3 separate regions of the Mus musculus genome follow, and regions 2 and 3 are each linked to region 1. Evidence: chromatin loops called from intact Hi-C (ENCODE). Cell type or tissue: gastrocnemius. All regions are shown on one strand. Links, peaks and the distances in the headings refer to the core of each region. The heading gives the core; the rest is flanking DNA.

Region 1 (10,168 bases), core at 948-8,947:
AACAAGTAAAAGTTTCCATATTTATTTTTCAGGACTGGGTACCATTTTACTGGTTCCTCATCAATCACTGTGCCTTTGGGAATCCCAATCATCGAACCTACCTCCTATTAGTGTGTTTTCTTATTGGTGTGCAAGGTCACATTTGTATTCTGAATGTGAGTTCCAGTCTGTCACTTGTTGGTGTTTCTTTCATCACGGGGAAATTAAATACAGTTATGTATTAAACCTGCTGGAATTTTTCTCTTTCTTCCTTCCATCCTCTCTCCCCAAAGTTCCTTTTGAGACAGGGTTTCTCTGTGTAGCCTTGGCTATCCTGGAGCTCACTCAGCTTTCCAAGTGCTGGGATTAAAGGCAGATGCCGCCACCACCACCTAGCATGCCTATAGCATTTTATTTTAGTTCAACTTACTAGCTTCAGGATTATAAAAATCATCCTGCATTTCCTCTTGAGTACTTTTGATTTCATTATAAACGTTTGCCTCTATAAACACAAGAAAGTCATATTGTAAATGGCTGGAGGTAAAAAGAACTCCCTCCCTCAAATTCATACTAAAATTTCACACCACCATTCATTGAATACTTCCTCATTTTCCCCACCAATGTGAAATGTTACTTACTCATTATGAATTTTGTCTGTATGTGCACTCTCTATACCTTTGTGTGCAGTGCTGCCAGTGTTGCATCCTTGTTTTTACTTTAAAAAAAAAAAAAGAAAAGAAAAACCTGCCCACAGCCCCTAGAGGAGGCTCCACTCCCAGGCACTTTAACAAGCCCATGATCTTAAGATCAGGAATAAGTAGAAGACAATATCTGTTCCAACACCACCAGGACGGACTAGGACCAGCAGGATCCATAGATGCAGGAACCCCACCTGACCAGTGGCATGGGTTCCTTCCAGTCTGCCCTGGTTTACCTTGAAAGCTAAGACTATGCATGAGTCTTCCAGACCCATCCTATTTTGATCTCATCATGGTCTTTGACTTAAGTATGTGTCTTCAAAATTAGGGTCTTATTGTCAAGTACTGGAGGGTAAACAATAGCAATGATAATTGCTTGTAATGTCTGAGTGTCTATGAAACCTGACTGTCCAACAACCTGCTCAAAGTAATCCATTCCTACCCCTGGACTTTTTGTTAACTTATGCCTAATAACGACATTATTACCCTTCTATAGGATAATCTCTCTCTCTCTCTCTCTCTCTCTCTCTCTCTCTCTCTCTCTCTCTCTCTCTCTCTCTCTCTCTCAGCTTCAACAGTAGAAAGGTTCCTTATATCTTTTTCAAAAAGTCTTTATGTTATTTATCACTCCCTGTACTATCTTCTCTACTCTAACCTCTGCTTCTTCTTTCCAGTTTAGCCCCGCCTTTTCTCTTACTCCTTCTAACTTTTACCATTGTGTTGTCTCCCCTCCTAGGGAAGCCCCTCTCCACAGATACTCAGTAATTTCTTGACTTCTTTGGATATTCAAAGAGAACACATGTATCTGAAGATTCAAAGCTAATATCCATAAATAGGAGGTGTGGCAATGCATTGAGTCACAACATTTTTTTTTTTATTCCTTACAGGAAAAACAAACATAGGTAAGTAATGATCATTTCATGAGATACTGTAAAGGCATTTGACAAAATTCAGCATCCTTTTATGGTAAAAGTCTTGGAAATATCAGGAACTCAAGTCCCATACCTAAACATAGAAAAGCAATATACACCAAACCAGTAGCTAACATCAAACTGAATTGAGAGAATCTTGAAGCAATCTCACTAAAATCAGGAACTAGACAAGACTGCTCACACTCTCCCTATCTATTTAATATAGTACTTGAAGTCCTAGCTAGGGAAATTAGACAACAAAAGGAGGTCAAAAGGATACAAATTGGAAAGGAAGAAGTAAAAATATCATTATTTACAGATAATATGATTGTATACTTAAGTGACTCCAAAAATTCTACCAGAGAACTCCTAAAGCTTCCGCAAAGTGACTGAATATAAAATTAACTCAAACAAATCAGTAGCCTTCTTCTACTCAAAGAATAAACAGGCTGAGAAAGAAATTAGGGAAATGACACCCTTCACAATAGTCACAAATAATATAACATACCTTGGTGTGACTATAACCAAGCAAGTGAAAGATCTGTGTGACAAGAACTCCAAATCTCTCAAGAAAGAAATTGAAGATCTCAGAAAATGGAAAGATGTCCCATGCTCATGGGCTGGCAGGATTAATACAGTAAAAATGGCCGTCTTGCCAAAAGCAATCTACAAATTCATTGCAATTCCCATCAAAATTCCAAATCAATTCTTCTTAGAGTTAGAAAGAGTAATTTGCAAATTCATCTGGAATAACAAAAAACCCAGGATATCAGAAACTATTCTCAACAATAAAAGAACAACTGGGAGAGTTGCCATCCCTGATCTAAACTGTTACTACAGAGCAATAGTGATAAAAACTGCATGATACTGATACAGAGACAGGCAGGAAGATGAATGGAATATAATTGAAGACCCAGAAATGAAACCACATACCTATGGTCACTTGATCTTTGACAAAATAGCTAAAACTATCCAGTGGGAAAAAAAAAAAAGACAGCATTTTTGCCAAATGGTGTTGGTTCAACTGGTAGTCAGCATATAGAAAAATGCAAATCAACCCATTCTTATCTCCTTGTACAAAGCTGGAGTCCAAGTGGATCAAAGACCTCCACATAAAACCAGATACACTGTAACTTATAGAGGAGAAAATGGGGAAGAGCCCCAAACACATGGACACAGGGGGAAAAAATCCTGAACAGAACACCAATGGCTTATTCTGTAAGATCAAGAATCAACAAATGGGACCTCATAAAACTGCAAAATTTCTGTAAGGAAAAGGTTGCCTTTTTGTCCCTGGTTGGGCACAAACCACCCTTAGACTGGCGATGGCTTTTTTCTCCTATTGATACCAACTATCAATAGGACAAAAAGGCAACCAACAGACAGGGAAAGGTCTTTATTATGCTAAATCCAGTAGCAGGCTAATATCCAATATATACAAAGAACTCAAGAAGTTAGACTCCAGAGAACCAAATAACCCTATTTAAAAGTGGGGTACAGCCAGGCGGTGGTGGCACACACCTTTAATCTCAGCACTTGGGAATCAGAGGCAGGCAGATTTCTGAGTTTGAGGCCAGCCTGGTCTACAAAGTGAGTTCCAGGACAGACAGGGCTATACAGAGAAACAGTCTCGAAAAAAAACATAAATAAATAAATGAATAAATAAATAGGTACAGAGCTAAACAAAGAATTGTCAACTCAGGAATATCGAATCGCCAAGAATCTCCTAAAGAAATGTTCAATATCTGTAGTCATCAGGGAAATCCAAATCAAAACAACCCTGAGATTCTACCTCACACCAGTCAGAATGGCTAAAATCCAAAACTCAGGTGACAGCAGATGCTGGCTAGGACATGGAGAAAGAGGAACACTCCTCCATTGCTGGTGGGATTGCAAACTGGTACAACCACTCTGGAAGTCAGTTTGATGGTTCCTCAGAAAATTGGACATAGTACTACACGAGGACCCAACTATACCACTCCTGGGTATATACCCAGAAGATGCTCCAACATGTAAAAAGGACACATGCTCTACTATGTTCATAGCAGCCTTATTTATAATAGCCAAAACTGGAAAGACCCCAGATGTCCTTCAACAGAGGAATGGATACAGAAAATGTGGTACGTTTACACAGTGAGGTACTACTCAGCTATTAAAAATGATCAATTCATGAAATTCTTGAGTTTCATGTGTTTCACAAATTGTATCTTGGGTATTCTGAGCTTCTGGGTTAATATCTACTTATCAGTGAGTACATATCATGTGTGTTCTTTTGTGATTGCTTTACCTCACTTAGGATGATATCCTTCAGATCCATTCATTTGCCTAAGAATTTCATGAATTCATTGGGTGGATGGAGGAACACCCTCATAGAAGCAAGAGGAAGGAGGATGTGATAGAGTGTTTCTGGGAGAAAGGGAAACTGGGAATGGAGATAACATTTGAAATGTAAATAAAGAAAATATTCAATAAAAACCCTTTTACTGCCAGTAGACTAGTACTAGTAGTAAGAGTGTTAAGGGTGTGTATGTGTGTGTGTCAGAGAGAGAGAGAGAGAGATGTATTATGTGTGATATGTCTATGATATGTATATGTGTGTGTGACCATTGCCCATCCTGGATGTTCCTACCCCAAGTCTCCCAGAATTATGTAAGTTTTAAAATCACCCCCCAAAATTGCATCTACCTCCTTGCAGCTGGTCCCGGTGTGGTTATTCACTTTACGACTGTACGTGCTCATAGGGCTTTCCAACTCCCCTGCTTCATCGTCACTGCTTCCATTGCCCTCATGGACCTATTGGACAATACTTCCCAAGGGCAGGGTGGGCCACAAGGTACAGATGGCTCTCATAGGGCAACTTTGTAGACTCGGTTCTCTATGTCCATGTCTCCACATTGCTTGCATCCTCAGGCTTGCATCCTCAAGCTGCAAACGCCTTTCTCCATTATGCCTCACTGGTCCTATCATTCTTGTATATTTTTAATTTTTAAATTTGCCAATTATCTTACACTTTCTTTTTCATTTGAAATCTGGAGAAAATTTGTGTTGGTTAATGAGATAAGGAAAATCTGTTGGAGGATGTTGTTGTCTGTGATTTGGGGACTTGAGAACAGTATACATATTTACAATGGTGAGCCTTCTTTGTTGTCTTTTGCTCTGTTATTTTGAGACAGTGTAGTTCAGCCTGGCATTGGCCCTCAGTCCTCTTACCCCAACGTCCTTACTTCAGGGACTACAAGTATAGGCAACCACACCTGGCTAACAGCAAATCTGCATTTAAACATCATGGGGCATATTTTTTATTCTATTGGGTTTTTTTAAAGATTTGCTTATTTATTTTATGCATATGAATGTTCTATCTGCATATATACATGCATGTCAGAAGATAGCATCATATTACATTAATAGATGGTTGTGAGCTGTAGAGTTGCTAGAATTAAACTTAGAGTGTCTGGAAGAACAACCAGTGCTCTTAAACGCTGAGCAATTTCTCCAGCCGTTCTACTGTGGTTTTTGTAGAGTTATATCATTTTCTTTATAAATATATTGCTTATTTCATGTTAGCTCTATTCCTACCAGTTTATGGTTTTTAATTAGAATTTTAGAAGTTGGAATATTTTTGAGAAAAACAGGTGATACATATGAATCTACAGACGAGGATAAAAATCAACCTTTGATTTTCCTAATAGTATCAGATTGCTCCCAATATATTTAAAGTATATTTTATTGTTAAATGTTCATTTCTAGCGTTTGTTTTCATTGGTCCCCCCAGCAGTCTGTTAATTTACGATGGCTAATAACAAAACAGACCACTAGATGGCACAATAACATACCTTTCTTGGATTTTCACAAACATTCATAGACAAGAAACCCATTCAAAAATTTATGTTGTTGTTTTATAGTTTAGAGCACTCTAAATACACAGACAATAGTGTTGATCTTAAGATCAATAGGAAAATGTATGCCTAAAGCAATCACCATGAATAATTACATTTCATTAACTTCCCTCGTATAAACATACTGTGGTTTGGTTTCCAGTTCTCTTCCCTCACTCAAAGCTGTAGAGTGGAATTTTGAACATTTTGGTTTACTTTTTCCTCTGCTTCTCCAGATGCCAAAACTTCATTTGCTACCTTAAGTGCACTTTCATCCTGACTTCTAGTATTTTTTGTAACTGACCAAGGTGGTTCAGGGCTGCCAGTGTTCTTCTGTGTAAGCACATAGTGTGCAGCGACTTACTTCCAAGAAGACCTTCCACACAGTAATTTTCAAGCACTATTTTGTGTTCCTTGAGTGGAATTTTAAGTAAACTTGGTCAAGTCCAGAACTACTCTATCTATCTATCTATCTATCTATCTATCTATCTATCTATCTATCTGTCTGTCTGTCTATCTACTTATATCTCTATAAGGTGATAGGGAAAATGTCAGAATGCAATTCTTAGCGAAAAATGAAAATTTCTTTGGTAAATTGTGTCAATTAGATATATACATGTATATCAGCATATATATTGGGCTGTGATTTTAAAACGTATTTCTTATTGTGTGTCACATACAAAAGAGTGTGAAAATCAAAATAAACCTTCCAGAATCTCTCAGGCTTTGTGTTGCCTAGTGTAATGTAGATCTCAAACCTTCACTTTCTGAACCAGTCCATGAACACACATGTCATCTCCTTAGGGGTCTTTGCAGGTTTCCTACTCCGACCTTCCCAGGGAGTGAGCCTTTGAACTGTACTGAAAGTTCCCCAGAAGTCTGAGAAGCCCCAGTCACTCCAGAGGTGCTAGGTTGTCTCAAGTTCTTCCACTTATCCTGGACTAGTGAGCTTCTGGTCCCCAAATATATATTTTTTTAAATTTTATTATTTATTTATTCATTTATTTATTTATTTATTTATTTGGTTTTTTTCGAGACAGGATTTCTCTGTATAGCCCTGGCTGTCCTGGAACTCACTTTGTAGACCAGGCTGGCCTCAAACTCTGAAATCCTCCTGCCTCTGCCTCCCGAGTGCTGGGATTAAAGGCGTGTACCACCACGCCCGGCTCTGGTCCCCAAATATCATTCCCTAAGACCCATGCCTGGTGTTCTAAAGGGATGGCTGGTGATGTCATGCTCTCTAGTGAAAGATTCATAAATGACTCAGTTTCACTGAAGAGTGAACACTCTTAACCCATACTCACCTCCTTGGCCCCATATCAATCGATTTTATTACAGCAACATCCTCATTATTCTGTTCATTGGAATTGAATTCTCAAAATGAGTATTTAGAGATGAAGATATTGTGTTTGCATTGAGAAGTGTGACTTCAAATGCCACTGTCATTCTTGTTTCTCTTGCGGATCGCTGTGAGCATCTAATTCTTGGAATTGTGTTGTAAAGTGAACATTTTTGTAGTGCAGGCTCATAAATAGTGGTATCAGGCAATCTACAGCGAAGATGAAAGTACAACAAAAGCAGTTGATTCTACTAGTAACCAGCTTAAAGAAAACAAAAGGCTCTGCACAGCAACCACTGCCTTTCTGATCTCAATGTTCTCTAATTATATATTTTAGCTACTTACCCTTCATCTAGTATTCTTGAGTACGAATATTTGACTTTTATATGAAATTAGTGTTTTTCTAAAAATGGTGTTTCTAACGCAGCTGCCTGTGGTGTGGGTTATAAGGGGGTAAGTTTTAGATGAGCATTGTGTTTGCCTTAAAAAAAATAAAGAATAGCTTAGTTAAGTCCATTTCTATCACATATTTCATGACTCTATTGAAAATGGGCAGACACTACATTTAAATTTTTGAAAAGTACTCAAAACTGGAACTCAGGACATATTTTCCAATATTTGATATATTTTGGAAAACTTAAGTCCTCTGCTTCTTTTCCTGTTCTGGCAAGTAAATAGAAAGGGCGAAGACTTTGAACATTCTGTCCCCACTGCAGAACTGCACCTGGGTAAGTATCTTGTGTGGCTTGAACAGTATTATCTGAGTAAAGGGAAGAAATTGAATGATCAGGTATAAAATTTTGATTAACATTACTACCTTAGTCAAGTTGATTGGCTCTGAAACATAAGTGTTCTCTAAACTGTGTGTAGATACTTTATATATCTATCATGGTGTAAAATATGAACTATCTAAAAATAAAGGGTAAGTAGGAATCATGTTTGTTCCTCCATATTGCTAAGGGTCTAACAAGATGCCAACACTAGGCCTAGGTTATTCTTATCAAAAGATGCACCAAGGTTTGCTGTACAGTTGATTATGATTATTTTATATTTAGTACTTCATACCTCAAGGTTACTCCAGGAAGAGATTTTCGAGCATAGCATTATATATTTTCACTTTATGGATGCTTAAATCAGAACAAAGAGAGACACGAGATGCACAAGTTCCTATAGAAAGTTAGTAGAAGTGTAGAAATCAATGCTAAATTCCCCAATTCTCAAAGTGAAATAATTCCTCTTCCTGTCTCTTTTTTCCCTTTCTTTCTTCCTCCCACTTTCTCTCTCTTGTGTGTCCTCTTCCCTCCCCCTCATTCTTCCAGGCAGCTTTCCAAATTTAGAGTCAAATGATTCACTGGCCAAGAGAGACCCCAGAGGGGACTGTAGGACAGCAGTCAGTGAAAACACTGCATCTGTTAACATTTTATTCTCATGTTGAACATCAACAAGAGACTTAGGGTAAACTCTCTAGGGTGGCCTAACTTCTGCTGCACACAGTCAACATGTGCTATCCACCCTGGCTTTTCCAACTCTGGAGCTTTGCTAAGCAGCTAGGTAGAAAACAATACCCAGTAGATAAGCACAGGGCAAAACTACAAAGTCCATCAAAGTTGAGTATTTCTTCTGAGCTATCCCCCATCTGTCCTGAGTTTTCCAGATCTCACCATACCTGAGTTTAGCAGTGTTTAGTCCTTAGATTCATTGTGTACTTAAAATTTTCATTAGCTTTTTATTTTATTTATATTTAGTTCTGTTTTTAATTCATGCATTCTTAGTATGTTAAAGGTATAAAGCTGATGAATATAGATTAAGAAGACTGCAATTGTTTCTATTTTATTAAAAATTTCCTTTCCTTTGGATAACTATATTTTAGTTGAAATAAGGTTTGTTCATTTAAACAAATCTCTTCAACTATTTTAGAATACCTTTGGAATCTTTATACAAAATGTTTGCTGGGCAGTGGTGGTGCATGCCTTTAATCCCAGGAGGCAGAAGCTGCCAGATCTCTGTAAATTTGAGGCCAGTCGTATCTACAGGGTGGGTTCCAAGATGGCCAGGGCTAAACAGAGAAATCCTGTCTCAAAAAAACAAATAATGATACTGATACTGATACTAATACTAATTAATTAAATTAAAATGTTTATCCCTCTTTTAAAAGTGTTAGTCAGTAGAGTTTCTTAAGCTATTCCAAATCAAAAATGTATACGTATGATAGTTTGAATGAGATACTTCCATAGTCTCCAGAATTTAAATGCTTTGTTTCCAGTTGGTGAGGATTGGAGATTGTGGCCTTATTTGGGTAAGTGTGTTACTGAAGGCAGGCTTTGAGGGTTTAAGGATTCATGCAATTCTCAGTGTGGTCTTTCTGTTTCCTCCTTGTGGATTAAGATCTGGGCTCTCAGTTCTCTGCTCCAGCCACCACTGTGAAAACTGTCAATTCTGCCAAAAGTAATCTATAGATCAAGTGAAATTCCAAAATAGATCTCAGCAATTTTCTTCATACAAAAATCTTAAGATTTATGTGGAAGCACAAAAGTCCAGATATATCCAGATACTCTTAACATATAACACCATGAGAGATTTTATCATACTTGACTCTGAGTTATAATATAGAACCATAGTAATAAAAGCAATGTGGTACCGCCCCAAGAAACTGACACATAGATCCATAGAACAGGATAGAAACCCGATACAGATGTCCATTCAACACAGCTTCCTGAATTTTGTGAAAGATGTCAAAAAGGAAACTATGAAAATCTCAATATCTTCAACAAATGATTCTGTGAAGCCTGAATAGTGACATGTAGTAGAGTAGATCTAATTATTATCATATATCTCATTTTATGATACTAGACTCCAAGTGGATTAAAGATTTCCATATAAGACCTGATACTCTGAAACTATGGTAGCATAAATAAAGAGGTGAGGGTTTCCTGAACAGAACTCTTGTAGTTCAGATAATAACTCCAAACATAAAAGAGTATGGAGGCAGATACCCAACACGGTTCAATAATTATGGTCCTAAAAGTAATGAGTCATTAACAAAGAGCCGGTGCCAGCTGTGAGATAGCTCCCTCAACAGAGAGTATCTTGTGGCACTTAAAGCTTTTGTCCAGCAAGGAAACTTGTCAACTTAGTCAAATGACAGCCCAGAGAATGCAGAGACTCTCTGATAAATATTCAATAGAAAGTTAACACCTAAAATATAAAAAAGAACTCAAAAAAATAAACTTCAAGAAAAAAATCAATTTTAAAAATAGACAATGTCACTAGACAGAGAGTCCTGAAAAGAAAAGATGCAAATGTATGAAGAACCCTTAAAAAAGTCTTCAGTATCTTTAGCTGTCATGGAAATGCTGATGTTCAAAC
Region 2 (10,168 bases), core at 1,531-9,530, 230 kb after region 1:
CTCTTAATGAAACCTAGAGTCTGTTTGTCTCAAACCTCCAGCCAAACCCATGGTCTCCAACATCCCTGGCTTTTTGTTGTTTCAGTTTGGTTATGAAGGCCGGGTGCCACTGAAGAGTGCAAGACTGTTCTATGACATCAGCGAGAAGGCTCGGAAGATTGTGGAATCCTATTTCATGCTGAACTCAACCCTGTATTTTTCCTATACACACATGGTCTGCAGAACAGCCCTGTCTGGTAGGTTTCCAGAACCTGAACTTGTCATCTTCTTCCTAGCATGTCACAGGAAAGAAAACAATGCATAGAGAGGACTTATTACATTCTAAGATGGTCATTTATGATAACTCTAGCTTTCTAAAACAACAGAAATTTACTAACTCATTTTCTATCCCCTTTGTCTCCTAAAATTCTGAAAGACCCTCATTCTGTACATGTTCTGTCTTCAAACCCATTTCTCATAATGGCTAAGATAGAATAAAAATGCTTCTCTCCTTTGGGCTTCAGGGACTCAGGAAGCTGGAAAGTACAGTTGCGGACTCCAGTAGAGTAGAGATGTAGACAGTGAGGAACTCAATAGAGAGAGTTCTGAGAGGCAGGGGCCCCTCACTCCTGCTTGTCGTCATAGTTTCCGTTTTCTCCTTACCTCAATGTGAGTGGAAAGAACTATGTCAGAGCACTCTACCCCCATGGAAAGTGAGTCAAAACCTTTGGTTTGCATCTCCACATCCTCTTGGAGACCGTATGCAAGCCATACAATGTGCTGGGTTTACCCAGGTATACGTATTCCATCTCTCAAGCTGAAAAGACAGGTGTGGCTTGGCCCAAGTTCCATATCAGGGTTGTGCTGAGCCACAGGAATCCCTCAGCGGCTATTTTTATATAACACAACTACCTTCTGTCTCTCCATCTTTGCAAGGGACAGGCAGAAACTGAAGATGACCATCAAATTGTCCTTTTGACTGTTGCACATTGCAGTGATTCTGTTGCCCTTCTCCATCCTGCTCGCTCTCATTTTGTTGTTGCTGTTGTTGTTCCTTATTCTGGCAGGGCAGCAGGATCGAAGAAATGACCTCAGTCACCCCATTCATGCAGACAACTGCCTGCTGGATCCAGAAGCCAATGAATGCTGGAAGGAGCCTCCCGCTTACACCTTTCGGGACTACAGGTAAGGATGCCCCTACTCAACCCTCGGTGGGAAGAGGGAAGTGGGAAGATGCTCTGCTTGCTTCCTCGTTCATTTCTGTGAAGCAGAGTCCTCCAGGAATCACCTGGAGCCTTCTCCTTTTTATCTTAAGCATCATGCACATTTTCCCTCCTTTTCCTTAGACCAACTGCTCTCTAAATCACTTTGTTTCACTAAGGCATAGCATTTTGCATGTGTTTCCCACTCGGAGAGCACACAGGCATGGTCCCTTAACATACATAACATATTATCACATGCATGTGTATTATTCACACCAAGAACCGTGTCTACATTTTTCCATTATGAAAACAGAAACGTTGGGAAATAACTCAGGTTTCTTTAAGGGGTTGGCCACTGAGAGTTTGACCAATGAGTAGTATATGGTCAACACTAAATTGTTTTTTGTTTTTCTTCTTTTTTGGGGGGATAGGTCAAAAGGTTAGAGATGGGAAGACCTGGAAGGTCAGGGTACATGGTGTGAAATTCACAGGTATTCAATAAAAATATTGTGTTGGGAAAAGTAAAAGAAAATAGAAACTCACAAGGGAATACTGTTGTATAGTTTGAGGAGATATGTTAGTACACAAAGAAGATATCCTAGCATGAAACAGTGCATCTTAATATGTAGTGACTATTAATACTTAACAACATGGCAGTTGCTATGTTGTATTTTATTCAAAACATTTAGTGTGCAGTCCTTATCTGAGTGACCATGCTAGATCACAAGGAATTCATTGCCTAAGCTAAGGAAAGAAAGCCCATCCCCCAAGGTTCCTTTTATATCTGGGAAAACGAGGGTTATAAGCAATGTGGCTGGATTTAGAAGCTATCTGAAATCAAGCCTGACTAACTGTTGACAATGTCAAATGAGCATTGAAACAAGGCCAAAACCATATGGAAACGGAACCAATAAGCATCCAGAGTATAAGCCAGACACCCCTGAGCTTAATTTCAAGGGTTGGGGGGACCAACATCAAAGGTAACTCCCCATTCAGGTGGCTCCCTTCACTGGTCGTCTGTATTTTACTATGAGGCTGCTGAGGACTGTATTGTCACTGACTGCCCCACCCCCTCCTTGCAGTGCTCTCCTGTATATGAATGACGACTTTGACGGAGGGGAATTCATCTTCACAGAAATGGATGCTAAAACCGTGACTGTAAGTAACCCTCTTCCTAAAATTGGTTTAGCATTTTAAATTCAGTCTTACCATCTTCCCAGGATCTTACCGATTGCTGAATTTTAAGTAGTTCTGAGCTCAAGAACTCAAGAGGTAAAGCGGGTTCTGGTGGTCTATACATAATGAAAATACTAAAGCATAAGTCGCCATTTCAGTCCATTTTGAAGATGAGCAAAGTGAGAAACGGGGTTTTTAAGAACTTCATCACAGTCATTTAAAAAATGTTAGGTGTGGAATCAAAGCCTAGAGGTCCTGTCGAGTGACCTGATGGGAACTTCCAGCCCGAGTCCCCAAAGCATTCACATCACAGACAGATCAATGGCTTCCAGGAGCCAGAGTGCTTAGGCTAAGCACGAACTCCCAAACGGGTACACATGTGCATGCAGATTGGTATAAACTGTTAAGGATAAGCCATGAACCCTTTAACTCCAAATGGATATTTATATTCAGTAGTGTTTAAATCAAATGTCACAGTCAACTATTTTATTAACAGTCAAAAAAAATGCCTTCAAAAACCAGCATCCTTAGCACGCACAGACGATATAGTTAGATTCTTTTGATCATTACACCAAAGATCAATCTCACTATAAGAACACTAAATCACAAAAAGAAGAACTTATGAATTATAAATTATTGATTACAAAGTCTCTTTCTTCCTGCAAAATCTAAGCAGCTGAGACATGTGCATAGGTAAGGGAATTTCAGACTCTCTCCATGTTTTGTGCATTCAATTTTAGCTTACCCATTTTCTTCAGTGGTGAAATATTCATGGAACACTATGGTGGTTTAAAGTGGGTGATATCTCAGGCTACACACTGACTTAAAGAAGATTCCTATTGCGGGTTGTTGAAATAGTTCCCAGAAACACAGGTATAATTTTAAATATTTCCTGCATTTGAACACAACAATGTATGTTCAAACAGACGTGCTGATTCACTGTTTAAAAAGTAAGTCAGTAAGTAGTTTGAGGCTTCAGACTCTGAGGATATAAACCAGGATTGATGATCTGGGCTGGAGTTTAAATCCCTGAAAAGGATTCTCACTTGTGAAGGAGCTTTGTGAACAAAACGTCTTATTTCCAAACTTTGAAAACATGGAAACTGAAGAAGAAAAAGGTTCCTATTTTAAATCACTCGAAAGAAAAATCAGACTGCTGGTTGAGGATTCCTTTGCTTCTACTCCATCTAGTGGCCATATTTGGAAGTGCCCCTGGTTGATGGTACAGGGGCTGGCTCTGTCTTTGCTGAGTGTATGTTAAATACCAACCTGCTGCTTTTGTGTGAAAGCAGGAAGGGGTGGGAGATGTGTCACTTGAACAGTTCTACACTTCTAATAACTGCGGCACCTACAAAAAAACACAGAATCTACTTCCCTCCAAAAAGTAAATGAAAAAAAAAAAAAAAAAAGTGGAAAACCGGAAAAGCTCACTAGCTCAATCATGTTCATTCATTTAGCAGAGTTTTAAGGTAGGAGTTCTTAAAGATGAGGAATTCTCATGTATCTGCTTTCCCTTAACAAACATAATCCAATCTCAGGAGAAGTGGGCAGGGTCCTTTCTCCCCCACCCCTCATTGGATACGGAAGGATTGTTTTGTTCCCAGCACCTACATTAGGTGGCTGACAACTGCTTCAGACTCCACATTCTAAGGACTCACACCTTCTTCTGGACTTCATGGACACTAGTACATGTGTTTATGACCTACACACATACAACCAAATACATACACACACACACACACACAGACACACTCGCACACTGGGATTCTTAATTTTGATTTTGCCTACTTCTGCCTTCTCGCACTCAGACCTAGGACAAGAGTTAATCTTACATCGCACTGAAGGGTTTTAGGAAAAATTCAGATCTGTTCCTGAGAGGGTTAGAAAGACATAGTCCCATAGCTGAAGAATGCCCCTGTCTTCCCACACACACAATGGCTGCTGCTGTGCTGTTTGCTCTTAAACAACCTCAGTGGAATGAGTAAGCTCTCATTATCCCCTAAAGGATGCAAAATGACATGTAATCCTATTACACACCTTTTAAGACATAGGACCACAGCCTCCAATACTCAGTGGCGTACGCTTGCTCAGACTTAAGATTCTCAGCTCGGTGCCCTCAGCAGTTCCCTGAATGCACTGACTGCCCTGCTGATAGTCAGCAGACAGCTGGGCATCGGGCAAGCTTTGAATTGTTGTTTCAGTCATTTCAGACCTCTGGAACCGTGAGTGGGTCAGCTCGAGGGGTGGTGTGTTCTCACCACTGGAGGCAACCACGTGATACCTGTATGACCCATGGACAAGCATAATGTAAAGGAAGTGAATTCAAAGCTTCGTACAGTGACAGCTACATAAACCATAGGTGTTTGGCTGGAAAACTGCCAAGGGTGTGCAACCATGTAACTGCCACTGGGGCCACCAGTAAAACTTCTCTGGTACCCCTCATGTCCTGGTTCCCTTCCAGTTTTACAGGGACCAGGATGCACACTCACATTAAACATCAATGGATCGATAGAATGAAGAGCTGATGTAGTGCAGTAAAGTGGACGGTTTGTGTTCTTGAGAGGGCAGGCTGTCACCAGAGCACATGCCACGTGATTCCTGTGTGTATGGGACCTGCCACCCAGGTCACCTAAGTGTTCTTATTATATAAGGGAAATGTTATTTTGAAACTTTATATATTTTACAGGTAAAAAAAATGAGAATCGATTTTTGTTTTCAGTATTCCATTATGAGGACCCCCATTGTTCCTTGCTTCAAATTTTAGCTGAGGGGAGTAATCACACCGAAGGAATGATAGAAGGTCACGTGGTAAGGAACTGGAAGTCTAATTGTCATTTTGTTCTCAGGCCTCTATAAAACCAAAGTGTGGCCGAATGATCAGCTTCTCGTCTGGCGGCGAGAACCCTCATGGCGTGAAGGCGGTCACCAGAGGCCAGCGCTGTGCTGTGGCACTATGGTTTACACTGGACCCTCTTTACCGAGAACTGGTGAGTCCACACCAGGCTCTCTGGATTGACTACTCTGTAAAGTCCTTTGCATCATCCCTAAGTCTGTAGTGGCTTTTGCAGTAAGATTTGGGGAAAGCGGAGGGGCTGGGAAGGAAGTTTTGTACCCAGTTGAATTCTAACTGTGAAGACATGTGCAGAAATAGATCCACTAGCGCATCTTCGTTGTCACAGCAAATGTTGACTATTGAACTCACTGGCACCATTGTACCATGGTACCAGTGGACCACGGACAGACAGACAGGGACTTTCTCCTGGTCATGAGTAAAGTTAAAAAAGCATTCAAACAACTCTGACTAGTTCATGCAGCATGCATGGGAAAGACGAAAGAGACCTGGAAGACCATTAGTATTTGCTACACTATTAAGTTGAATTTTAAAATAACATTATATTTGAAGTGTCCGGGACACTCACTGTTTCAATCTGTCAAGAGCCCTGCAGTTCAGACCAGCAGGCAGAATAGAAACTCCAGGGAGAAAGCAGTCCATTTCCTTTAGGGAGTACCTTCCAAGTCCTTCTCTTGACTCAGTGATATCATCAGCTTAAAAATATCCATCAGAGCGTCACCATAGCTCAAGAGACTGAGTGTGGTGGTCACTAAGGGTAGATCTGAAGCTGACACAGAAGTCTACTGATGACTTCAGAGTCTACTGAAGAGCTGAATGTCGATAAAGTGTTTTACACCTTTAAAGGTTTGTTTCTTGTTATTGTAGCATCTCTCTAGGTTGAACTGGTTGTACTGAAACTCACAATGTAGACAAGGCTACTTTTGAACTCACAGGGATCCTCCTGCCTCTGCCCCCAGTGCTGGAATTTAAGGGATGCACTAAATAGAGCTAAACATGCTTTCTTTCTTTAAATTATGTTTGTGTGTGCACATCTGTGAGTGTAAGTGGAGTTCTGACGAGGACACCTATCCCCCTGGAGTTGGAGTAAGCCACCAGACATGGCAGTTGGGAACTGAAAACAAGGCCTCTGAAAGGACCCTATGCATCGTAACCAAGGTCATCTCCCAGCCCCCGAAATTCTAGCCTTAAAATGATGTGCATAGTTTTCCCTTTAAATTTCTAAGCTAAACTAAATCCAGTTTCAGCAGCAGCAGCAGGAGTTTGAAAAGAACGTTTTATTTTTGTCTACACCCTCAAAACACTTTCTCTTCACGTCTAGGTAGGGCTTTAGGTCAGAACTGAACAGAAGATGAACAGAAGAAAAGTACAGGGGAGGTCGGCAGCCAGGAAAGGCGCGCACCTCAGTAGCATCTTATGTCGGGGCTGTAAGAACAGCTTGCACTAGCTCAGACACAAAGAAAGACAAAAAAGGCACCAATGGCCAGAACCTAGCAGAGGCCAGATAACTTTCTAGGATGTGTCGCATCCTCCTTCCCCTGTAGTTTCTCTTTCCCTGTGTTTTTAATCTACAAAATGCCAGCACCATTGCTCTATGCAAAGGTCTAGACAGCAAATTGTGGAAAATTCGGCACCCTACTTTAGTACTAATTTTATATCCGCCACTCCATCACAATAAATTGTAGCATTTTATTAAAAAAGTTAATACATAACTTGTTCACAGCTCCTTCCTACTCAAGACACTTCAACACCAGTGTTTATGCTACATGGAAAAGTACTAAGAAACTTCTCCAGTGTGCAGGCTTTAGTGCCATCTAGTGGTCAGAGTAGGAACTGACAAGCACCTCGTAGAATTGCTAGTTGAAAACTTTCTACTCTGGATAAACTTCCAGGAATCACCTGAGAGTCTGATCCCTAAAACACTAATGCCTGATTCCCACCTTCAGATGTGTGTATCTAACTATTTCCAGAGCTTTCTGAGTACCAGGAGTTTAAAACTTCCCAGGTGCTTCTATAATGTAACAAAATTTGTGAATCCCTGGTTTAAACACCAACTTAGGATTTCTGAACTCAGAAAACCTGTCTAAGAAAAGTAGCAGATTCTCTATATAAGTTACTGTATGGTGCATGGTTGTGCATGTCTTTACTCCCAGCACTGAGGAGCAGAAGCAGGTGGATTTCTGAGTTTCAGGCCAGCTTTGTCTACAGAGTGAGTTGTAGTACAGCCAGGGCAACTAAGAGAAAACTCTGTCTCAAAAAATAAAAAATCATATATATGTGTTATGTGTGTGTGTGTGTGTGTGTGTGTGTGTGTGTGTGTGTGTGTGTGTATCAGTGTGTGTGTGAGAGAGAGATCAAAAGAAAGAAAGAAAGAAAGAAAGAAAGAAAGAAAGAAAGAAAGAAAGGAAGGAAGGAAGGAAGAAAGAAAGAGAAAGGAAGGAAGGAAGGAAGGAAGGAAGAAAGAAAGAAAGAAAGAAAGAAAGAAAGAAAGAAAGAAAGAAAGAAAGAAAGAAAGAAAGAAAGAAAGAAAAGAAGAGAGAGAGAATCTTTAGGGAGTATTCAGTCACATACATACATACATACATACATACATACATACATACATAAGATATTAGATGGTCTGTAGACATCTGTCCCAGCACTTGGGTTTCTTCCCTCTTCTTTTTCTTTTTATTAGATATTTTCTTCATTTACATTTCAAATGCTATCCTCAAAGTCCCCTATACCCTCCACCACCCTGCTCCCCTACCCACCAATTCCTGCTGGCCCTGACATTCCCCTGTACTGGGGCATATGATCTTCCCAAGACCAAGGGCCTCTCCTCCCATTTATGGCCGACTAGGCCATCCTCTGCTACATATGCAGCTAGAGACACAGCTCTGGGGGGTACAGGTAACAGACCCCTTCAGCTACTTGGGTATTTTCTCTAGATCCTTCATTAGGGGCCCTGTGTTCTACCCGATATATGACTGTGAGCATCCACTTCTGTATTTGCCAGGCACTGAAATAGCCTCACAAGAGATAGCTATATTAGGGTCATGTCGGCAAAATCTTTCTGGCATATGCAATAGTGTCTGGGTTTGGTGGTTATATAGGTTTCTTCCTTCTTAAGAGAAGCATGTACTGAGAGTTTCTTGTGGTCATCAAATGTGAAAGCTTTGCATGTGTGTCAGCTTGCTGAGCCCCATGCTTTCAGATGTAACGATGCAGTTTTCCATTATTTAGTATCTCTGCCTGTATCGTTATTAACTCCCAGCTCCTACCTGGCAAGAGCTTTCTTTTCAAGTCAGAACACAGTTATTCTTATAACTTAGTATGCTGAAAACTGTACTAGGACCTGGCAAAGGGGAACAGAAACTGGACAGGACAAAATTCCTGCTTTCATGGAACTTAATGTCAAGCCAGAGAGATGATAACAGGGACCCACATTATTAAACAACTGGGCAAGTTTTTTAAGAATTGTCTGCAGTAAATGATCACTTAGGGACATAAAGAATCAGTTAGGGAAGGTTTAATTTGGGAATTAAATGTAGGCAATAAGATTTATAAGCTGAGCATCCCTGGGGAGATGCACTCTAGGCCTTCATTCCCATAAATACTTCTCTTTTCATATAATAGAGCCCTTGACAAGAGGTAGTAGGTTTTCTGGGCACTGGAAATATTTCAGTGACCACGACAATGAGATCCTTCTCTCTCCTTTTTACAACCTAAAAGAAGAATAAAGGACTGCAAATAAGCAAAGGTGTGTAAATAATCAGATTTATTACAACAGCAATACACCTATTGCTATATTTTATATATAGTCTATATAAAAATAGAATAACATAACTGACTTAACAGTAGATATTAGACGAACTATTTACAAATGCAGGATATGTGAGCCAACTACAAGGAACACTGGAAGAGAGGGAGGATGGCTTGCAGAAGACCGGAGGTTTGGGGTAGTGTACTTGAGAAACAAAACTGGATGGGGAGGCAGCTCAGGGTTGCAGCACACGCCTTGCATGTGCTTAGCTTCTGGACCCTATCCCTAGCACCAAGAAAACAAACAAACAAACAAACAAACAAACAAAAAACTGAAAACACAGCCCACAGAATGAAGGCCAAAGTAGCCAGAACGGCGTGTTTTCTAAAAGGAGCGTTGAATGTAAGGGTGAGAAGGAGCCAGGGGCAGTGTTTCACACTTCATATTAGGCTGGTGGACTTTTTTCTAGCTGCTAAGAAGCCATTGTGGCCATCCTTCGCTCCTCACACCCTTGTAAGCTCCCCTAGTCGTAGGGGATGACTACACGGAAAAGATGACATTAGCCAACATGTCGACTTAGATTAGAGGAGTACCACAGGTCACAAGGGTTTAACTTCAAGGGGAGGTTGCCTTGGAAGTTTAAGAAGACCTGCTGTCTCTATGCTGCACTGGTACAGGGGTAAAAGAAAACACAGACTATACTGGGAGTCTTCGGGGGGAAGGGGTGTATTTCAAACCAGGGCTGGGAAGCTATTTTGAGAATGAATACTCAGAGACTTTGAGGTAACCAAAAGTTTTAGTATAAGGTGGGCAACAGAGGGGCAGCACACAATATAACTGAGGAAGAAAAAACAATATTAAAAATCTGAAAGCTCACCAAGTAAACAGAACCAGGAACCAACAGAAGAATGGTGAGTGCCATGTGGAACAGTGTTGCAGTTAGACTTAAGGGAGATTGTCTACCAGGAGCCTGAACAAGGAGGGAAATTTGTTTGGAACCTTCTAGAATACCCAGTGAGAAGAATCTGAATGAGTTACTCTTAAGATGTAGCGCTTAGCTATTTAGAGGACCTTTCACAATGTCCAGACACAGTTTTAGTTCCCACAATGTGGAGACATCTTCTAGACCAGGGATGTTAACATTAGCAGTATACAGGAAAGTTTCTCTGTCTCTGTCTCTGTCTCTCTCTTTCTCTCTCTCTCTGTCTCTGTCTT
Region 3 (10,168 bases), core at 1,223-9,222, 180 kb after region 1:
GTGTATATATATATATATATATATATATATATATATATATATATATATACTCTATTTTGTAGATTATAAAACCAAGGAGCATAGCAGCAGAATCACTTGCTTTATATCTCACCAACAACAACAACTGGAGTTCTTGACAGTTTTCTGGACATCATGTTCTTTTCAAAATACCATATAAAACTTATTTTATCATACCCTGAAGAACTACATGCAGTTTATCAGCATGCAGCCCTGTAGCCTTCACAACATATGTAAGCTCTGGTTTCTTTGATCACCGTATATAGACCTAGCCTCACTTTTTAGTACTTGTCAGTGAATTTTATGCATATAACTTGCTTCTTGTTGCCTCTAATAAGACCTAAAGCATCTACGAACCTCAGCCTTTGTTGCTGAGACTGTTAAATTCATTATGACCCTGCCATCTCCTATAAGAGACATAGCAGGATCAGCTGCTACAACATTACACGGATCTGTGTTAGAAGTTCCATTTTTCTTGTCCCACCTCAGATCTACTTCATCAGAAATACTAGGATCAGCAATCTGTTTGGATATAATATTCAGGTATTTTGGAGGCATCCACAAGTTTGAGAGCCATTGCTAAATGGTTTTGCATAGTGACCACCTATATATTGACATTACCTGACTTGTCATTAAAGCTATTTGGGGTTTTGAGCTACTAAGAGATCTTCAGACAGCTCAGCTTTGCAAACAGAGAAGTATGTATATGCACTACCCTATTTTTTTAGAAATTACGTTTCTTTGGGACTAATGAGTTAAATATCTACTTAGCTCTTTTGTATAAAAATTTTCAAGTAAATTTTTACCAAATTGAATTTTTCTTTAAGAGATACAAATATCAAATCCCAAGGTTAGCTTTATTAGTAACTGAATGTATAGAAAAGCAAAACACTTTGGGCACAGGATGCATGCCCTTTCTCCACTCACTTTTCTGTAGGATCCTATAGACCTCAGCTTAATTACAAGTCTACTGCTTCCTTAAAGTGTTTGCAGTCATTTCCAGCTCTCTAGAAATGTGAGTGTTCAATTATAAATTTTAAGGTTCTGTGGAGCTCAGGGAGCCATGATGCCATGGAAAGCAGGCCTGGAGCAAGAGTGGGGTAGAGGTGTGTCCAAAGCATGCCAATGCCATTCTGAGACCAGTAGGAGTAGGATTCCCCCTTCCCTGTCTTGGGCCTGAATGTCCTGGCCCAGGTAGACTTCTTTCCCTGTCCTTGCTCCATCAGAAAAGGTCACATAGCTGGTTAAAATTTCTTTCACCTTATAAGGCCATGTCCAGCATCACCTAGAATTCCTTCTTATGCAAATGAGGCCCAGACCAATGATAGACACTCACTTCCATAAGGTTTAGATAACCTCCCCACCCTCAGTTAAATGAGTTGCTCAATGAAGCCTGCCTCCAGGAAGTCTGATTCTCTTGGTGCTAACTTCCTGCCTGGGCTTTTCTTCTCAGACCATCAGGGCAATCCCGCTGTCAGGGGTGGGGAAAGGAGTAGGAATGACAAGGTTCTACTCTATATTATGTAGAATAGAATTCAGAGGATGCAATGCGATGGTCCTTATGAGAAAAATACTAACTCTTTAATAAAAAAAATGTTGTAGGTTATTGGTAAAAGTCTGCTTAAATAATCATGTTACCAAGAGTGGTGGCTGGGACTCATCAACTTGACAGATAATGGAATCACATGGAAGATGATCCTCTTGTCCCATCTTTGTAGAATTATCACAGTTGAGATAGGAAGACCTACCTACTGAAGATGGGGCCACCCCTGGGATGCATTCTGTATGGTGTAAGGAGTGACTGAGTTGCAGCTTGCCTTTCTTGATTACAAATGCAATATGACCAGCTGTCTCAAGTTCCTGATGCTGTGGCCTTTGCATTATGATGACTGTAACCTGGAGTTCTGAGCAGTAGTAAACCTTTTTCCCAGCAACAAGAAAGTGACTAAAACACCAGGATGTTTTCAAAGGTGTTCAGAGTCTAATGTCATTGCAAACTGTCAGAGGACCATATTCATTGATCTATTCTAAACTAATCAGTACACTGACACCTTATATGTATCACTAAGTATTTGTTAAAGGGACAGGCAGGAGAATATCTCTGAAAGCTTTTGAGAAATCTCTTATGATGTTAGTTATAAGAGGAGAAAATGCCATCATATAATATCATACGTAGTTATTTTTCTACCCAACTTTGGAATATACAAACTTAGGGAATCTCTGTTTTACACACTTGGTTTACCTATGGCTATGTGTGGCATTATATATGGCACATAAAATGCACTCACTAAAGCTTTGTTGAAGACAACAACTAGAGAAATTGCTCCACAGTTAAGAGCACTTGCTGCTCTTGCAGAAAAGCTGAGTTCATTTCTCTGTATTTATGTGAGGCACCTCACAACTACCTATGTCTTCAGTACCAGTTACCTGATGCCCCCTTCTGGCCTGCTTGGACACTTGTGCACACAGGGTATACATACATGACCTCAGGGTCGCCCACACACATTCCCACTAAATAAAAGTAAATTAAACGGAAAAAGTATGTGTTGAAGACAATGGATAATTGGTAAATGATCGATGGACTGATAGGTGAATGGATAGACAGATTGATGAGTAGGCAATAGAATGGATATCTACTATAACAAATGTTATAAATTTCTATAATTTATGCCTAATTATTTCTATAATTTATGTTGATTGTTAAAAATTGGATGAGAACAATGTTAGATAATCGAGAGAAAAGAAAGTACTTTTAAAATAATACAAAAAAATACTTGGTTTCAATTTGTGGATTAAAACAGTGTTGAAAATACAAATATTGTAAAAACTAAAAAACAAAAACACAAAAAACCAGAATGACTTTAAAAACAAAGTGGGTCAGGCCAGGCCAACTATCTAACCTTCAGACAAATGCCAAATACTAGGCAGAGACAAATTCAAATTATTCTAAGTGGCTGTGGTGGTGAGTAAGACAGCGGCAACATTTGTTCTTCCCAGTGCTGTCTCTTTTCAGCCAGACTCAAACATCTGCATGAATAATTTAAAGTTTCAGAAATCTCCCAGACACGTTCTGCTATATTAGCTTCTCAAAGCAAATTTCTGATTGTGTGGAAGCAGTTCACACTGGGTGTTACTGAGTGCAGGCCTCCAGATGTCTGTTGTTTGGTATTGTTTAACTAAGCACTGGAAAGACACTAGGCTGTTGAGAGGCAAAGATAATCATTTAGGGTCCTGGTAACTGGTGCTTCTCAAGTAACTGTTTTCCCTTTCTGGGTCCCAGTTTCCCCTTTCAGTAAGTTGAGGGACTTGGATTTTCATTTGCCTGAAGCCTTTAGATATGCTGTAGCCACCCAGTTTCCCCCTAGCATAGTAACTAGAATTCTGTTTATTTTATATCTTGAGAGCATCGACTGCTCCTTGGAAAGTGACTTCTTGGGAAGCCTATCTAAAGAGCCAGTTGGCCTTTGGGCACTTAGGCCGGCTAAAGCAGTCAATATGTGTGGCAGCCACCCAGCCAGACCACGCACTGAAAAACTGCCCCACCCCTGGAAAGACTTCACACTGGAGTTCCACACTGTTACCTTGTGCAACTGCTGTGTCTCTGGGAGGTGAGCAAAATAGGAGGTTTTCATAACAGAGGAAAGCTTTAGCCTTAAAGAGGAGACCTGGAGGTCAGGACTTGAGACTAAACCAGGTACTGTGAGAGCCTGCCCTGGAAGCACTCCTTGTGGCTTCTTTGAAGTTGCCACTGAGACTATATTTGGGGATCCAACCACTCAGATGCTTAACAGTTTCAAAAAACAGGAATATTTTTATAGTCTGCATTAAGATAGAGAGAAAAAGGAGCCAATTTAACTGCTAAAACCCTCTCTTCCCAAAATGATGTTCTGGTCTACTTTTTAAGAAGAAAATTGACTTTTGCACTATTTCACATTCACAACAGCAGACATTTATATGCCAAAGCTTAACCCTAATTTTATGCCCAGTGCTATTGGGATATCTGGTATAGGTTTGCTAAGTTGCTATGATTTTTCTTACCAGAAGTCTGGTATTGAATACCTTTTAGCCTTTGTGAGAGGTACCAGCCACTGAAGCCAGTGGAAGAAACTGAGAGGCCCTGATGAATTCACATCTTACTGCAGAAGAATTCTAGTCCTATACCTTCCTACCCAAAATCTCACGCTGTGCCTCTCTTTGCTGCCTGCGATTTATGACTGCAGTCAGATCAGTGTCCTCAAGGGAGAAATGCTACTTTCCTTTCTCGCTGTTATTATCTTATTAACATATAAATCTATTGGATGCCCACTCAACATCATCACCATAGTAACGTGAAACACATAAGGAGACATTCTACTGCAGTCAGAGAGAAGGTAGGCTTATAAAGAGTTAACTCAGAGTCATTTGCCGGTCTACTAAGTGTGTTTCTATTGTTATATTTTATATGTATGCTACATTTTAAAGTAACAGCATGGATTTTCACATCTGTTCCTTATAATTAGACTAGTTCTTAATGCACTCTACTGAGGTCATGGCTGCTGTTCTATTCACTGGGTTTTGAGGACAGGGAGGAAACTTGGCTACAGTTCTGTAAAGAAAGACATTCTTGGTTTATGTGTCTTTGATAATTTTACAAAGTGCCGTATTATCAAGCTCTAAATGAGTGTGAGCATCCAGGGCTGCTTGGCTATATCTGGCATGGGGGATTTTCATGGAAGAAGAAGAGAGTCTGACTGAGCCAGGATCACTGAGTGTCTTACCATCCTCGCAGAGCTGAAACCCAAGCTTACTGTTTTCAGATGCCTGATTATGAGGCTCTCATGCTGTACTTCTGGAATGGAAAGAAATAGTTTGCTATTTGACACAAAAATAGGCATTCACCCCAGGAGGAAATGTGGGTAAGAACAACATCAGTGCCATGAATCTCCATTACCTGTGGGGACACCGGAAGTCCCTATCCTCCTTGTAATTTCCCCATTGTCTGGTTGCCTAAGTGTCTCTTACTGCCAGGTCAGGTATTGGATCTTCCTGCTGCGTTTTGGAGAGGGAAGAATTCTCCAGAATCCAGAACTTCCTGTATTTCTTTCTGCATTCATTTTCCTAATAGTTTGGGTCTTTGCATATAAGGAGTTTCAGGTGGCTGCTTTAGAGGAAAATATAACTATTTTCTCTGCCTGGAAATAGTGAGTCATTGGGATACAAGAAATAAAGATCCCAAGTGATGCATGTAGAATAAGCAACTGCCTGTACCCTATTCTCTCTTTAAGTCTGCATTACACAAATTGGTAGCATGTTTATGTCTGCTGGACCTATCACAAGTCTTCATTCTGTTACTTATAAAGAGGAGACTTTTAACACCTGTCGTAGAATAATATTTGGTGAAATATGATAATGTACTTAAAAACTATAAAAGTAAGGCAAAGGGGTGTGTGTGTGTGTGTGTGTGTGTGTCTGCTGTCTTTACCTGTGACATTAGCAACTTTTCTCTAGCATCAAAGCACTTTTCTGCCCCCTTGGGGCCAATTCACAAAATTGTGATGTCCCAAAACATATGCAAGATCCTGAAAGCTGCAAAGAAAACCCTTCCCGAAAATGGACTGTACTGCGAGCTAATTAATGTTCATTTGTTCGCTTGTGAATCCACAAACAAAGCTTATTTCTAAGGAGGACTGTAGCATTGGCTGCCCTTTGCATCTCAGACCAGGATAATAAAGCATTGGGGTTTAGGGGTGTGGCTCAGCGACAAACAGTGCTGTGTGCCGCTGGCATTGAAAGTGCTAAGGAGAAATCCAGAGGACCTTAGAAATCTATTTCCCATTGCCCAAGTTTCTTTGGATCTCGCTTTGGTTATTGTCAGGAGTCAGATATATTTGCCATGCTGCTGCTGACCCCTTCAAGTCAACAGAACTCACACATCCCATGTGTGCACTATTTAGCCTCTGGAAACAATATCTGTTTTCTTAAATATTTGGGGGATGATTCCCAAACTCTTGTAACTGGAGAACCACCAGCAAAATAGTTTTGGTGTTTTTAATTTTTTTCTTGCAAGGACAGCTGAGCTGGCTTAAACCTGTACTACTAAATAGAATTTCATGATCCAGTCACAGCTGACTTGTGAAAAAAAGCAATGAGATCACCCTATACATCATATATCACAGCTTTTTTAAACAAAAATCCTTGAGAATTATTAGACCTCACCTCTCTGACAGGACAGCTGTAAGGGGACTGGAGAGCAAATTCAATGGACACAAACATGGTAGGATAAGTTCCAGGTGCAGAGAGAATCACACCATATGTTTGGATTAAGGCTCAGCTAAGTGCAATAGGGCATCTAATGTTTCTTTTAGAAATAACCTCAACCGATGCTCTTACATCACTGTTTTAGACTTTAAGCACTTATCTTTAAGACTGTGATGATACCAAGACCCACGGGCAGAAACTCGAAGAAGGCAGATTTTAAGCAGTGCTAGAAAGTCTGGATTGTCCAAAGGTGGAAGGTGTTACTTTGGAAGATAATAAATTTTATGTCAATTGGTGTATTCATCGTGGAACATTTGAGAGATTCTTGCAGAGGATTCAAACACTGGTGTAGAGAGTAGGGTTGGTCCAGATGTCTGTGAAGCCCTAAGATTTCAATGGAGAATGTAGTGTGGGAATCTCTTCAACTTAAAGATGGTTTTAAATTTTCAAACATATGTCGCTTCATAAATGATATTTCACAGTGAAAGTATAATAGAAGTTAAGATGCAAGTCTACAAGGCTAAGAGTTTTCACAGCTTCCAGATAACAAAAGAGTAAGAAATACCACTAATATTGTATGCAATGGATTTCTTTTGTCCTCCAGCATCAAGGGGACACGGATGTAATGACAGAAAACTGCAACAGAGCATGGAAGAGTCAACTGAAGGGCAGGAGCATTTTCAAAGAGACCTGCTACCATACCTTATACCATAGGCCCTTCATTACCCTTAGAGAATGGTTGCAGGCCAGAGGGCAACAACTGTGATCTTGTCCAAGCAGTTTCAAACATCACTGACTCACCAGGAGCTTGTTGAGAGAATACTTAACAGATTATAGTCAGTGGCTCACAGCCATCTGTAATGGGATCTGATGCCCTCTTCTGGCACACAGGTGTACATGACGACAGAGCATGCAAATACAAAAAAATAAATAAGTCTTTAAAAAAGATTATTGTCAGGACCCCCGACCAGACCATTGCCCTCTGTAGGGATTGTACATGGAAAGTGCAATAATGCTGACTGGTCTAGATTCTACCATTGCTAGGCTGAGGAAAAACAGTACTTCTGGACCCTCTCTCTTATAGACTTCTTTGTCTTGAGAAATAACTTAATGTAGCCAAGGGAAGATGCATGAGAGTGTGTTCATGAAGTCCCTTAAGTCTATATTTTTAACATAGAACCCCCTCATCTGCTGTTCCAGAGGAAGGCTTCAAAATAGGCATCAGCTGCTCTTCTGTAAGTGAAGAAGGCCCAGGCGGCCCTAAGCAGAGATTTTTTTTAATTAGATATTTTATTTACATTTTAATGTTATCCCCTTTCCTAGTTTCCCCTCTGAAAAATCCCCTACTCCCTCCCCACTAACCTGCTCCCCAACCCACCAACTCCCATTCCTGGCCCTGGCATTTCCCTATACTGAGGCATAGAACCTTCACAGGACCTAGGGCCTCTCTTCCCATTGATGACCAACTAGGTCATCCTCTGCTGCATATGCAGCTGGAGCCATGAGTCCCACCATGTGTCTTCTTTGATTGGTGGTTTAGTCCCAAGGAGCTCTGGGGGTACTGGTTAGTTCATATTGTTGTTCCTTCTATTGGGCTGCAAACCCCTTCAGCTCCTTGGGTACTTCCTCTAGCTCCTTCATTGGGGACCCTGTCTAAGCAGAGATTGTTATACATTGAGGCAGCCTTTCTGAATAACTATGTTTAGTTTTTAGGATGTATTAAGCCAGTTATACCAATGATGCTTTTCTTTTGAATTTGTACAAATTCGCTGTGTGTATATAAAAGTTAGTGTGTGTGTGACAGAGATAACTGACCCAGTACTGTGGATTCACATGATGTACCCAACCCACAGGCGATGAGAGGCTTATAAAGGCCACTGAGCAAGGCTTCAGTTGAGCCAGAGCCTCCTCCCTTAGACTCCTCCTAGTCTTATGAGTTCCCCTTTCCCAGTTCTGCCTCCTTCATTATGAGCCCAGTTAAGAAATTGCTATATCTCTAAAGATGTCAGTGTGAGTGTAGCAGAGTATGAGAGACTAGAGAAAGCTCCTATGCTGAGGTGACATATGGAGGACAGCCACAAGGCTACTTGGAGTGGTGGACAAGACTCCTCGGGTACTCAGCTTGACTCCAGCCATGAGAGGGCTCAAGGTTGACACTGGTTAGATACTTTTGGGACTTAGTTCTCTCTTCTTCCTCAGTATCCACTGCTTCTCAGTCCTCAGCTTCAGCATCCGCCATGGCAGCTCCTCCCTAGAGCAGTCTTCCTTTCTGGCTCCATACAGTTATGGTGACAACCCATCAGTCCTCTTCACCTCCAGCTAGAAAAACCCTGTTCCTATGCTGTGGTAGAGGCTAAGGCTGGCTGTTCACTTGGACTTTAGTTTAACCAGCCTTTGCTAAGCTCCACTCCTCCGCTTTGCATCACCATTGTCTTAGCTATGATTTCTATTGCCTGTGATGAAACACAAAGCAAACTGGGGAGGGAAGGAAGGGTTTATTTGGTTAACACTTCTGTATTAGTGTTCATCATCAAAGGAAGTCAGGACAGGAACTTAAACAGGGCAGGAACCTGGAGACAGGAGCTGATGCAGAGGCCATGGAGGAGTGCTGCTTACTGGCTTGCTCAGCATGGCTTGCTCAGCCTGCTTTAAAAAAACAAAAAACAAAAACAAAAACAAACAAACAAAAAAAAAAACAGGATTACCAGCCCAGGGGGGACAGCACCCATAATAGCCGGGCCCTCTCCCTGTCAATCACTAATTAAGAAAATGCCTTATGTGCTTCCTTATAGCCCAACCTTATGGGGGTGTTTTAAAAGTTGAGGTTCCCTCCTCTAAGATGATTCTAGCTTGTATCAAGTTAACATAAATCCAGCCAGCCTAACTTTTTAATCAAATAAATATCAAATAAGAGAAATAGCCTTGTATATCTGTGGTCTAGAAAGGGTAACACCCAACTCTTGACCTGAGTCTTTATAGGAACACTACTGTAAAGGTAGGAAGGAAAAGACACTTTTCCTGACAATCAGTGAAAATTCCTCAGAGGAAAACCTCAGCAGGACCACAGGCCCAGCAATGGCCCCACCCACAATAGGCTGGGCTCTCTGCCATCAATCACCAATATAAAAAACGTCCTACAGTTTGCCTACAGCCTGAGCCTTATGGGGGCAGCATTTTATTGCTTCATTCTTTCTTTTTTCATCAATTAACCTATTTATTCACTGTATATCCTGATCACAGGCCCCATCTTCTTTCCCTAGTCCTCCCTCCCAGCTTTCGAATCCACTCCCCAGAAAATGGGAGGTCTTCTCTGGATATCAACCTCCCCAGGCCTGTGAATCTACAGTCTGGTCAGTTACATCCTCTCCCACTGATGCCACACAAGGCAACCCAGCTATGAGAAAGGGATCCAAAGGTAGGCAACTGAATCAGGGAGAGTGGAGACGTTTTCTTAATCGAAGCTCCCTCCTCTCCAGTGACTCTAGTTTGTGTCAAGTTGGCATAAAACTACCTAGCACAACAGATTTTCCTCAGGGGGTAGTGCAAATAATATGTTCCCATGAACCCTCCCCTAATCTCTCACCTGTGAGCAATGACTATTTCTCACAAATTGCCTGTTTATTGTCTCTATTCAGCATCAGAGCATTCCAAGGGAAACAGTAAACTCCCAGTGAGGTTATTTCAGAAAAATACCAACAAAAATATTAACCCACGCTTTTTCTTTTCATTTTTTAAAATTATGAACAAAGGGGATTTACTGATAACTACTCAAATCTAATTCTTGTTCTCAGTGCAATATTTTGTTTGCCTAAATGAGGAGGTGATTTTTTTAAATCGAATTTTCGTCTCATTTTCACCCTTTGTTGAGCATTTTCAAGTCATTAGTATGTGGCAACCAGGACTAACCCATTAC

Evidence for each region. A loop is a pair of places that touch in the nucleus more often than their neighbours do. Peaks named below come from ENCODE experiments on the same cell type or tissue, not always from the same donor. Only the 100,000 strongest peaks of a DNase experiment are listed, where the experiment ranks them.
Region 2: a loop joins it to region 1, with 12 times the contacts of the local background. A loop is called at or near these places in 35 of 42 quality-filtered maps.
Region 3: it touches region 1 in a loop (6-fold over the local background); 14 of 42 quality-filtered maps call a loop at or near these places.

Annotation. Positions count from the first base shown.
Region 1 is chr16:26,194,570-26,204,737 of GRCm38, reverse strand. No RefSeq gene overlaps it. Among named protein-coding and RNA genes, the nearest start is that of Gm41436, 52 kb to the left of the region's middle. In gastrocnemius, for the core only: a CTCF peak has its summit at 5,395 (motif pointing right); a DNase peak (open chromatin) is centred at 8,146.
Region 2 is chr16:25,960,900-25,971,067 of GRCm38, reverse strand. It overlaps P3h2 (prolyl 3-hydroxylase 2), which reads left to right. Exons shown (of 15, transcript NM_173379.3): 11 at 86-236; 12 at 1,047-1,164; 13 at 2,264-2,339; 14 at 5,204-5,344. Among named protein-coding and RNA genes, the nearest start is that of P3h2, 140 kb to the left of the region's middle. In gastrocnemius, for the core only: no CTCF peak of the experiment used is centred there; DNase peaks (open chromatin) are centred at 3,555, 4,697 and 7,027.
Region 3 is chr16:26,018,909-26,029,076 of GRCm38, reverse strand. All of the region lies in intron 1 of P3h2 (prolyl 3-hydroxylase 2), which reads left to right. Among named protein-coding and RNA genes, the nearest start is that of P3h2, 82 kb to the left of the region's middle. RefSeq lists an enhancer at 2,594-3,869. In gastrocnemius, for the core only: CTCF peaks have their summits at 5,524 (motif pointing left) and 7,124 (motif pointing left); no DNase peak of the experiment used is centred there; H3K27ac peaks cover 2,801 bases.